Regions from separate parts of the Homo sapiens genome. Here region 1 is linked to region 2. The links are chromatin loops, found by intact Hi-C in ENCODE. Cell type or tissue: sigmoid colon. All regions are shown on one strand. Links, peaks and the distances in the headings refer to the core of each region. The heading gives the core; the rest is flanking DNA. Region 1 overlaps HAND2-AS1 (HAND2 antisense RNA 1). Region 2 has its middle 120 kb from the start of HAND2-AS1.

Evidence for each region. Hi-C counts contacts between places; a loop is a spot of excess contacts. Peaks named below come from ENCODE experiments on the same cell type or tissue, not always from the same donor. Only the 100,000 strongest peaks of a DNase experiment are listed, where the experiment ranks them.
Region 1: it touches region 2 in a loop (3-fold over the local background); 3 of 110 quality-filtered maps call a loop at or near these places.

What each region holds. Positions count from the first base shown.
Region 1 is chr4:173,570,783-173,576,171 of GRCh38, forward strand. All of the region lies in intron 3 of HAND2-AS1 (HAND2 antisense RNA 1), which reads left to right. Among named protein-coding and RNA genes, the nearest start is that of HAND2-AS1, 43 kb to the left of the region's middle. In sigmoid colon, for the core only: no CTCF peak of the experiment used is centred there; a DNase peak (open chromatin) is centred at 2,749.
Region 2 is chr4:173,649,918-173,655,306 of GRCh38, forward strand. No RefSeq gene overlaps it. Among named protein-coding and RNA genes, the nearest start is that of HAND2-AS1, 120 kb to the left of the region's middle. In sigmoid colon, for the core only: no CTCF peak of the experiment used is centred there; a DNase peak (open chromatin) is centred at 2,514.

The DNA.
Region 1 (5,389 bases), core at 299-5,298, 79 kb before region 2:
GTTTGTCTGAAGTTTTCTCCAGCTAATACAATCATCTATGCTAATGTTACTGTTAAGATGCCTTAAAAAAGTAAACAAATTCCAAAAATCAATTCCTTAACCTCCTAAATATTCTATTTTAGTGTTTCCAGGCTTAGCATGGCCAAAATCTTAAATTCAAACACTGAATCTAATTACAGATCTACATACAAGAAAGATGTTTAGAGTCAGTTTGTCATGATGAGGAGAATTCTATGCCAACAGTTTTATGATTTAATTTTGTTTATTCCTAAAATTCCCAGTCTAATGGGCCTATCCAGGATCATGTCAAACATGGAAATCTTACCATGGTGTGGAGTAATTAGATTTTTTCCCCCAAATTACTTTACCATACGTTTTAATCAATAACTAGCAACATTTAAACTCTTACAATCCTATCAGCTGTAAGAGAAAAGTAAAGGACTAATTAAAAGACCTGTGTCCACAGTAGAAAAAAAATGATGAATCTTTTCATCACTCAGCAGCTTAGGGATGGTCCAAATATATTGTTTTCTTTTTCCCCCTTGGAGTTATTTATTGGTCAGGGGGAGGGTGGACAGAACTGCTTTTGAAGTTAAACATCTTGCTTGGATGAGCAGATATGTTGCATCAAATCAAAGTAATAAAAAGACAAAATGCTTTATTAAATCTTCTTTATCACTATATTGTGCTCCAATAGGATGATCTAATTAAAGACACAGTTGAGCCTCTTTTCATCTGAAGAGGAGTTCACAGGCTTTCATTATTAAAAGGTTTGCACAGAAACAAATACGTGGCTGTATTGCTTCCAAGTTTCTCAGCGGTGCCTCCTTTCTGTTTTGCTGTAATTGTTATGGAAGTCTTGGCTGCCACTTCATGGCTTGATACTAACTAGTCCTTTTCATCTTCAAAGTACCTGTGAGGCATTAACATGACTAATATTTATAATGCCACTCTGAGGTAGGCACTAGACGTCTGGAAGTGTTGTATTCTTTTTGAAGATATGAAAACAAAAGAATTGAAAGTGGTGTCTACTTGAATGCTGATGATGAACATTTGGCTTTCTAGTTCTGAGTTTGCAGATGTCTAAGCTGGCACTTTGTCTTCCTAAGATATTGCTAATTCATTCTGCATAACAGGGGACTCCTTCAAACTCATCACCATAATCCCCATCATCAAAAAAATGTAGAAAAATTAGAGAGAAACGGACTAGTGATTGCCCCTGGGTTGTGATATTCCTAGGTCCTCTCAATTTAATAAGCATTCACTAGGTGTTAAATTGTGTTTTACTTTTTTTTTTTTTTTGAGACTAAGTCTTGCTCTGTCACCCAGGCTGGAGGGCAGTGGCGTGATCTTGGCTCACTGCAACCTCTGCTTCCTGGTTCAAATGATTCTTGTGCCTCAGCCTCCCGAATAGCTAGGACCACAGGTGTGCAACACCATGCCCAGCTAATTTTTGTACTTTTAGTAGAGATGGGGTTTTGCCATGTTGGCCAGGCTAGTCTCAAACTCCTGACCTCAGATGATCCATCCACCTTAGCCTCCCAAAGTGCTGGGATTACAGGCATGAGCCACTGCACACAGCCTTTGTTTTATTTTAATTCCTGAATAATATTAGTCTTGCATAAAATGTCACTCAGATTCTGCTACCTTAGGGGTCAAAAGTAGCTGCTGCATATAGGTCTTAATTGACCAGCCAAAGTGTTTTATAATTTTTTTAAAAATTTGCAATTCTTGTGATGAAGTTTGTGCTCCTTAGTTTACCATAGGCCTTCTATTGTTTTACACAGAATTGATTCTGTGTAATAGATGTTACCTGTATCACTACTGGAAGCATTTGAGTGTACTTACTTAAATAGAGAAGGGAAGGATTATCTTATTTTCTCCAAACCAGGACAAATTCGGTAAGTCAGCAAAATTGATGAATTGTTGAATTTCCTTGACATCATCTCACTCCTGCCCAAAATGATCTCTTCCCTTTTCCCTTTGTCTGTCAAATTTTTATTCTTTCTTTTCCCTTTCTCCATCAAATTCTTATTCTTTTTATTGCAGTTAGCATTCTCAGAGGAGAGTAATCTAATAAGGGAATCCACACTGAGTTGTAAATGACTGCACCAGCTTGACGTTTTACCCCTCCAGAGCTACTGGAAGGAGGATGGTAACCATGGCTTCACCTCTTACATCTGCCAAGCCAGTGGAAATATTTATAGGGACATAACTTTTTTTTTGCATGATTGTAATCTCGCAAATCCAATTATATATTTGTGATTATTGGCTTTTACACTGTGTATATGTAAGGCAAGCCTTACCCTAAAGCCTATTTCTATAAGGTACATTCAGATTTCTACATCAGAATCTAGAAAATTGGAAGAAATCAACAGGAAAATGTTTAAAAAGGTAAGTCTAAAACATTGTTTATTTATTTAGGCTTCTCTCCTTGTGTATGAAAACATATAAGAAGACACCACAAGGGAAGGGAATGTTTTGGGACAGAAAGCAAAGAAAAGCTAGACAGACCCTCTTCCATTCTTACTTCCATTCTGAATTGGATGCTGACCAGCTTGGCCCTGGGAGTTTCAGATGCAGATAGGGTGGAGATTTCCAGCTATGATGAATGATGAATGATCTCAGATGGAGGAGCTGGTCAGGGAACAGCAACTATGCATAAGAAACGTGAAACCTTCCAGTCGTGACCTATTTCAGAACAGAACTGCAGGCTTGAGAGCGGACAGTGCAGCGCAGAGCTGCAGCCTCCCTGTATCTTCTCAGCCATGATCTTGGCAGCTTCTTTGTCTCCTGCCTTTAACTTCCCCTCAGTGGAGTTAAGTCAACCTAAGTCCTCAAGGACTCAGGCAGTCTAAAAGCAAGTCACTTCCTGGGACATGAGCATCTCAGTTAATTCCTTTAGACTTCCATTTAAAATTTTTACAGGTTTTTAGCTTTCATTTAACAATAATTTGTGATCAAGATTAAATTAGAGTTTATTTTACTTTTAGTGACATTTTCACAACTAGTTTGAACTTAGGTCTCTTGCTGGAGAAATATTTACAAAGAATTAACATCAGATTGCATGGTATAAATGCCATGCCATTCAACTATGTAAATAGCAGCTGAGATGTTTAATTGAAAATAAAACACTGGTAAAATGTAAACATCATTTTTGTTCCAGTTGCAATGATGTAGGCTTCATGGTACAAATGAAAGCAGTAACTGATGGCAGAAGTTAGAGTTTGTAACAGGGTCCAATAACTCTCGTGTGTCTGGAAACCCTTTTAGTAACTGCTGTACTCTTGAATGCTGTTCAGTCCACTTCTCAAAACACACTCATTTCTTGTCACAAAGATTGGCTGTTTGAAACCTCCTACACTGGCACTTTAATATACAATCCAATGCACCATCAGGCATTGGGTTCCTGCGCTCATTAAGCTATTTCCTGGGTGTAAATTAGATGTCTCTCTAAATTACTTTATTCTTTCAGGCCACTAAAAGTACACGTGACACCCTATGGCATCAAATTATGCTTATTTATTTATGTATCTGTAACATTGTGTTGTATGGCGCAACCTCTGCAAAACCCTCAGGTCATATCTTGACAAGTATAATATGGGAGTATTAACTGCAACTAGGTTGTGGTATAAGGAATGTATAATTACTTTGGGGACAGTTTTCTAAATATATCTTTTCTTGGAAAGGGGTCCTTTATTCCAGATTTATGGGCTGTAATATGTGGGATGAAATTGTAATACCTTTAGATCCAAACTTTGGTGCAGGTGGAAGATTGTTTCAATGATCCCAATGATTACATAATTTGTCTTTAAATTACATTAATAAAGAGCTTCCATTACCTTTCTTGAAAAACTCTTAGCCACAAAACAATAACTTGCTATGAATAACATAGATCTAAAACCAGACTTCTTACATCAGCTATGAAATCTTTGACAAGTTACTTAACTATTCTACTGTTTGGCTTTCTCATCAATGAAATGGATATGGAAACAATGTCTAGTTCATTGGGCTGTTGTAAATTAAATGAAGTAACATATGTAAAGTGATGAGAACAGTGCTTGGCATGGTTAATGTTATGTATATGTGAATATTATTCATTTAATTAGTTAATATTTATTAAGGATTTAATGTTTTATCATCTACTAAGATGCATCATCTTTCTATATTATTATTATTATCTTTTATGGGAAACAATTCTGTAAGGAAGTAAACCTGATTACAAGCTCTCACTGTTTATTTCCCCTAAGTGAAGAATTAGAATCTCATGAAAATGTGCTCAGATGTAGCAATATTTTTAGTATAAACCCTTTAAAAAAATGTAAAGGGAAGTATCTGGACTTTAGTAAGCACATATGCAATGAAATATTAGTTTGACCTTTTTGAGGTGGAAATGAATATTTATTGGAATAATAATATTTCAAAATATATTATTGTGTTTAAAAATAGATTATAACACAGCAGGCACAGAATAGTTCCACTTTTTAATAAAAACGTAATGCCTATGGATGCATAAATAATCAGCATTTTGACCTTTAAAAAGTTGATTTTATTTTATTCAGATGGTAAAGATATCACCAAGAGTATAATTCTATGTCAAATTGCATTTTTGTCCTCATTTAGTGAAATGTTTATATGCAAATAATACTTTTACATTTTATGTGTTATACAAAGAAAATGAAACTATAAGTTTACGGGGATCACCTAAGGTAAAAAATGAAAAAGATCAAACGTTGGAATTCAATTTAAAATACTATATTCTTTTTTGTTGAGAAATGGTCAAATCTTGTTTTCTGGCATGAGGGTCAAAGATCCCAGGATAGATTATTCTGGTCCCTGTTATAGCCACATCTCTCTCTATGATTGGAGTTAAGTAAAACCCAGGAATTATTTTATGACCTTCCTTATTGCAGCAAAGACATTGGTGTGAGGCAGATCTACTTTGTTTTCCATCCAAGGCATTTCATTTCTGAAGCTCAAAGTGGACTTTGTCAGAAATAGAAAATTATTTCCCCAATTCAAAGGCTTTTTTAAAACAACAAATAAAACTAGCACATTTATAGGCCAGATCCTCCCTCTCCCTTCCCTGGGATGTCCATGTTATTTAGATTTGGAGCACCAGCCACTGTCTTTCGGACTTTGAATCTTGAGGAAGGAATAAGAGCGTAGTGGATGGATGGAGGGCTCGCTGTTGCAGTGGAATTGGGCCGGCCAGCATAGCCTGCCTGGCTCCCAGCTCTGTGGGAACCCTGGGTTCCTAGATATTTTCCCAGCCTGGGCCTCCAGCCTCCCATCATTTCTGCAAGACTCCATATACCCCCATTCAATACTTCTTCCACCTTTTTTTTCCTTATGATAATCAGAGTAGTTTTCTATTTCTTGCAAACAA
Region 2 (5,389 bases), core at 189-5,188:
AATACTACTTTAATTTTTCACTTTATAGTCACTGAGTTTGTATGTATATGTATTTAGTATTTTTAGGCTATTTAAAAGTAGCATAAACATCCATGATGTTGGCCTGGCGCGGTGGCTCACGCCTATAATCCCAGCACGTTGGGAGGCCGAGGCGGGCAAATCACAAGGTCAGGAGTTTGAGACCAGCCTGGCCAACATGGTGAAACCCCATCTCTACTAAAAATCCAAATTTAGCCAGGCTTAGTGGCGGGAGCCTGTAATCCCAGCTACTTGGAAGGCTGAGGCAGGAGAAGCGCTTGAATCCAGGAGGCGGACGTTGCAGTGAGCCGAGATCAAGCCACTGCACTCCAGCCCAGGGGACAGAGTGAGACTCCGTCTCAAAAATGAAAACAAACAACAAACAAAAAACAACAACACTAACAATAACAAAACATCCATGACATTTTTAGTATTTTACTGATACATATTACACTATAAATTTGCTTGTAACAGGACACATGAACTGTTTGAGAAATAAAAATTCTATGTACAACTTTTTTTTATGATATAAAATAACCATCTAACTTACCGTTTTAATTTCAGAAGCAACTTCAAAATTTAAGTAGCTGAATTAACTGGATGTTTTATTATTGTTTAAACCCAGCAGATGACTAAAAAGTTGGTAAACTTCTACCACCAGACAAGAGTTTACCAAGCATTCCATTGTTTCACAGTAAACATATATCTAGTTTTGTAGTGTTTAAAAATACTTGGGTTACTTTTAATCTTAAATTTCTTGGTAGTTAAGTTAGATAAGGGTTGATTGCAAACTCTTCCAGATCTATATGGGTCTATGCAGGGCAAATTGCCTGTTTCAGGAGGCTAAGGTTCTGGTACTGTAAGTTTGAAATGAGTGAATAGAGCTAAAGATTAAGAGAAATAATTTTATTATAAAATTTAGACTAATGGAATCAGTGTAAAGACATCACCTTTGATTAAGTCAAACATTAAAACAATTGATTATGTTAATATAATTGATTCTGTTAAACATTAAAACCAGTGTTCACGAGTGTAAAAGTCTTGGGTTAGGTGCTTGTCAGACCAGATAATTTTCCAGTAGAATTATTAATGTATGTATTACATATTTCTCCTATTTAAAATCTGAAATGTTACAAGACTTCCTTCTACGTCATCATGTTAATTTCAAAATATTACCACTTGGTATAGTTATGCCACTCTCAGCTTTAAAAATCTATTTAAATACCCCACTCATATTTTTATGTAGGTAGTATATGTTAATTTTGTGGTCACAATTGGAAACATTTTATTTAATATTTGAAAAGACACAAACTTGCTTTAAATGCTCTTAGAAATTTGAAGTGTGTGATTACTGTAGCTGTATATAATTGACATACACATTATAGATGCCGAATTCAGATGCATGTATTGGATTATAGTAGATAATTTCTCCCCTAGTGGCATGTTTCTGTTAAATCTTTAGGGGTCTATTGGCTGCTATATATAAAGTGTCTGAGGAGCACTAGGTGAATTTTTTTATGTAAAGATATACAAAATTGTAGCCACTTGTTTTTGTGTGATAGAGACAGAAACTGATATAAATGTGGTTGTCCTTGTGGCATTTTAAACAAGCAAAAAGTTAAACTGTCTATAAAGAAACTGCATTTTATACGTTTTATTATTAAATCCACCACTGCTTTGCTGACTAATAAAATGGAAAATGTGTGCTTTTATGGGTTTATAAAAAGGTAAGCTATAGTTTCATGAAAAATATCTTGCACGGATTGAATACAGGTGGCTACTTGTTTAGACTTTGAAGATGTAAACGCTTAGTATGGATGTCTGAAAAAGGTAATCTGGCACAATAAAAAAAATCTTCCGTTCTTTGCTCATCAATCCTTTGGGTATTCCATGTCAAATAAATGCTACAACAATTTATAGTAAAAGTACACAGTGGAAGTGCCAACGTTAACACTCCTTAGGACTGGATACCTGCCAGGGTTTTCACACCAATATTTAATGTGAACTAAAATGTCTTTTTCATTGGAAGTGTGAGAGGAGCTTGCTTTCCTATATTTGGCAACGTGCTTATGTGAAGTATAAAGTCAAATGCCCGTGATGTTCTCTTTATTTCAACCATGATAAATTGTGTTCATTTGTTTAAGTGCATGTGGCAGCTTTAGTGTTCAAACTATAAATTTTGGTTAACTTCTATTGACATGCTGTATTAAACTTAAGAAAAACAAATTACACTTCACCCGTTTTAATTGACTAAATGTGTCAAAAACACAGTAAGTATAACATGAAAGGTCAGAGCCTTCATCTACACTGTAATGGGTGTCATGGCAGGGATCCAGCTTTTCTTGTACATTTCATTTTTCATGAAGTTTTAGGACAAGGCATACGTTTAACATTCACTTCCACTTCTCATTTGGACTTCAAAGTTTATCACAGGCTGTGTTACTACCAAGAACACTTTTCTCTTGTGCTATTTAAAGTTCCCTTCCAACTGACGTGCATGCCCAGAGAATACTGATGTTCTCCTGTAAACAAGGCCTCGGGAATGGATTTTGGCATTCTGAGGAATGAAATGCTGATTTATAAGCACGCCCATAGATCACTGTAGCACTCCTTGGAAAAGACCTGGTTTACATATCTAGTCCCCCCTTCCATGACTGAACCAGCAACCACGTGGCTAGGAGTTGGATTAAACTTGGCACACTGGATTCCTTTGGGATCTGATTAAAGTTACCAGTTTTAATTCTTGAGCTCTGTGTCCAATGGTTTATATAAATCTTTATGACTTCAGTAATTTATCAGCTTGACACCTGATGATTAATATGATTAATTAAGCTCTCGCTCACCTGTTGCCACACACTTCTCTCTTTTTTCCCCAGTATTATCTTTTGGTATGTTATCTTTTGATCTCCTTTCTCAAAATTAGGTCCTTTTCAAGAGTTCAAACATTAGTTTCCAGTGTGAATTTATGTCTGGAAACACTCAAAAAAAAAAAGCAGGTGTTTGGAAAGTGCTATATTTTGTATTGGAGAAAACAGTGATTCTAACTCTAAAAGTTTATTCCATTTTCATTACTATATATAAGAATCTAATTTCTTAGTACACACTTTGCCAATAAGAAACCATAGTTTTACACCAGCATTGTTGGGGGATTATCAATATTTATTCTGCTCGATGAATTTAGGGGAGGGGAAGAATAACAGAGAGTCCTCCTTATCCAAGAAGTTCAGAGAGCTGCCTGATGGAGCCTAATCAGCAGTTTGGATTCTTCTTAAATAAAGGAAGAGACCATCCTGCCCTCCCCTGTACCACACACTAATATCATGAAGATTCTCTAAGAGTGAACCTGGTTTTAAATTACAGGTTGGCAAACTTTTTGTAAAGAGCCAGAAAATAAAACTTTTAGGTCTTGGAGGCCAGCTGGTCCCTGTCGTGACTACTCAACTCTGCCATTGACAGCACAGTCATCGACATTATGTAAACAGATGAGCATGGCTGAGTTCCAATAAATATTTAGGGACAATGAAATTTGAATATCATATAAATTTCATGTGTCATGAAATAGGCTTCTTTTGATTTTTCCCAGCCATTTAAAAATGTAGACACCAGTCTTAGCTTGGGGGCCGTATGGAAACACCAGGTTGGATTTGGCCAGAGGGCCCCACACTGCCAACTTCTTCTCTGGACTAATACAATATTAATTTCTAGGTTATTTCTTCGTTATTTCTAAATTCTAGTTATTTCTAAAGTCCAAGAAGTTTGGAGTAGGGATGCTTTCTTTCAGAGTAATGCCAGCATTCTCTTAAATACAAGCATAGTTTTTCTCCCTTCACTCATGGTTTGGTCAGATCATAAATGCATTGCCATTTGGAATCTAGTCGTAGGGGAATGAGGTGTAGCAAACACAGTTGCTGTCCTCCCCATACTGGCTTGGCACTCAGGTCCCCATGTGTATCCACTCTACTGCTTCCTGCAGCAGGCATGTGAGAATCTGCCTAAGGTTTCTCTGGCCATGGCATGCTTTTGGCTTGTGGGTAGGGCATGCTGGAAGTGCTGTGGCATTAAGGTCTCTTGGGAGTAGGTTTCAGTCAACAGCTGATAGAGTTGGAAGGTAAATATCCCTTGACTGGGGTATCTCTGAGGCATAGTCCGCATTGTCCCCCAAGTTCCTGAGTGAGAATGGAGCTCCACTTGCCCAAAGCTGTGACCTGCCTTGTTTTCTGCTTCACTTCCCTCCTTCCGCACAGGTGCTTCCCAGGATCACCTCCGAAAGAAACCATTTGCTTCCTAGATTCTCAAAAGATGATGAACTCTTATTCTTATTCTTAGTTCTTATTCTTAAATTCAAAAACAGTCTTTTGTAAATGATGAAGGTGGCTGGCGTGAGTTGTACATTTTTTTTTGTTTTTGTTTTTGTTTTTGAGATGGAGTTTTGCTCTGTTGCCCAGGCTGGAGTGCAGTGGTTAGATCTCGGCTCACTGCAACCTCCACCTCCTGGGTTCAAGTAATTCTCCTGCCTCAGTCTCCTGAGTAGCTGGGATTACAGGCGCATGCCACCACACCCAGCTAATTTTTGTATTTTTAGTAGAGATGGGGTTACGCCATGTTGGCCAGGCTGATCTTGAACTCCTGACCTCAGGTGATCCACCTGTCTTGGCCTCCCAAAGTGCTAGGATTACAGGTGTGAGCCACCACGCCCAGCCTTGACTTGTAAATTTTAAATTCTTGCTTTCTCTCGTATTTAGGCAGGGCTTGCCGACTCTCCTTTGTGGACAGTGGGGATTTTCTCTTTCCCTCTTCTTTTTTTCAACCCAAAGGCAGATTTCACAGATATTGTCAGCCATGGAGCATTCCAAGAGGTGGTGTGACATCTCCATCCTGGTCTCAGTGATTGTTGTGCCCTGCACAGCATGATGCATGGCATAAGAAAGTAGGTACAAGGGGATTTTCTGCATTTCCCACCTCTTTTCTTGTTCATCCTGTGAACAAGCCAAAGGATATCTTCATGACAGTTCACTCTTCCATTGCAAAGTGTAAAATTTGAATGAATTAAACTGATATGGCCTCTTTGAAAACCACATCCTTGATGAATTTTACTCTGCACCTAGTCCACTGTGGATTTCCTTACTGGCCCTTGAACTCTGGCCTATCCATTCACTTTTCTTCCAAAGCACCTGTGTTTTATGGTGCTGGGATGAGTTATGCCAAAAAATAATTCTTTTATTTTTTGATCACCTTTAGAAAGTAGTTAAAAGTTTTTCCTTGATAACACTCTCTCCTCCATCCTCCTTTCATTAGCAGAAAGCATGGATATGCTTTCCGAACATTACCTACTTCTAGGTAGTTTTTGAAAAAATACAGCCCCTTTGCTACT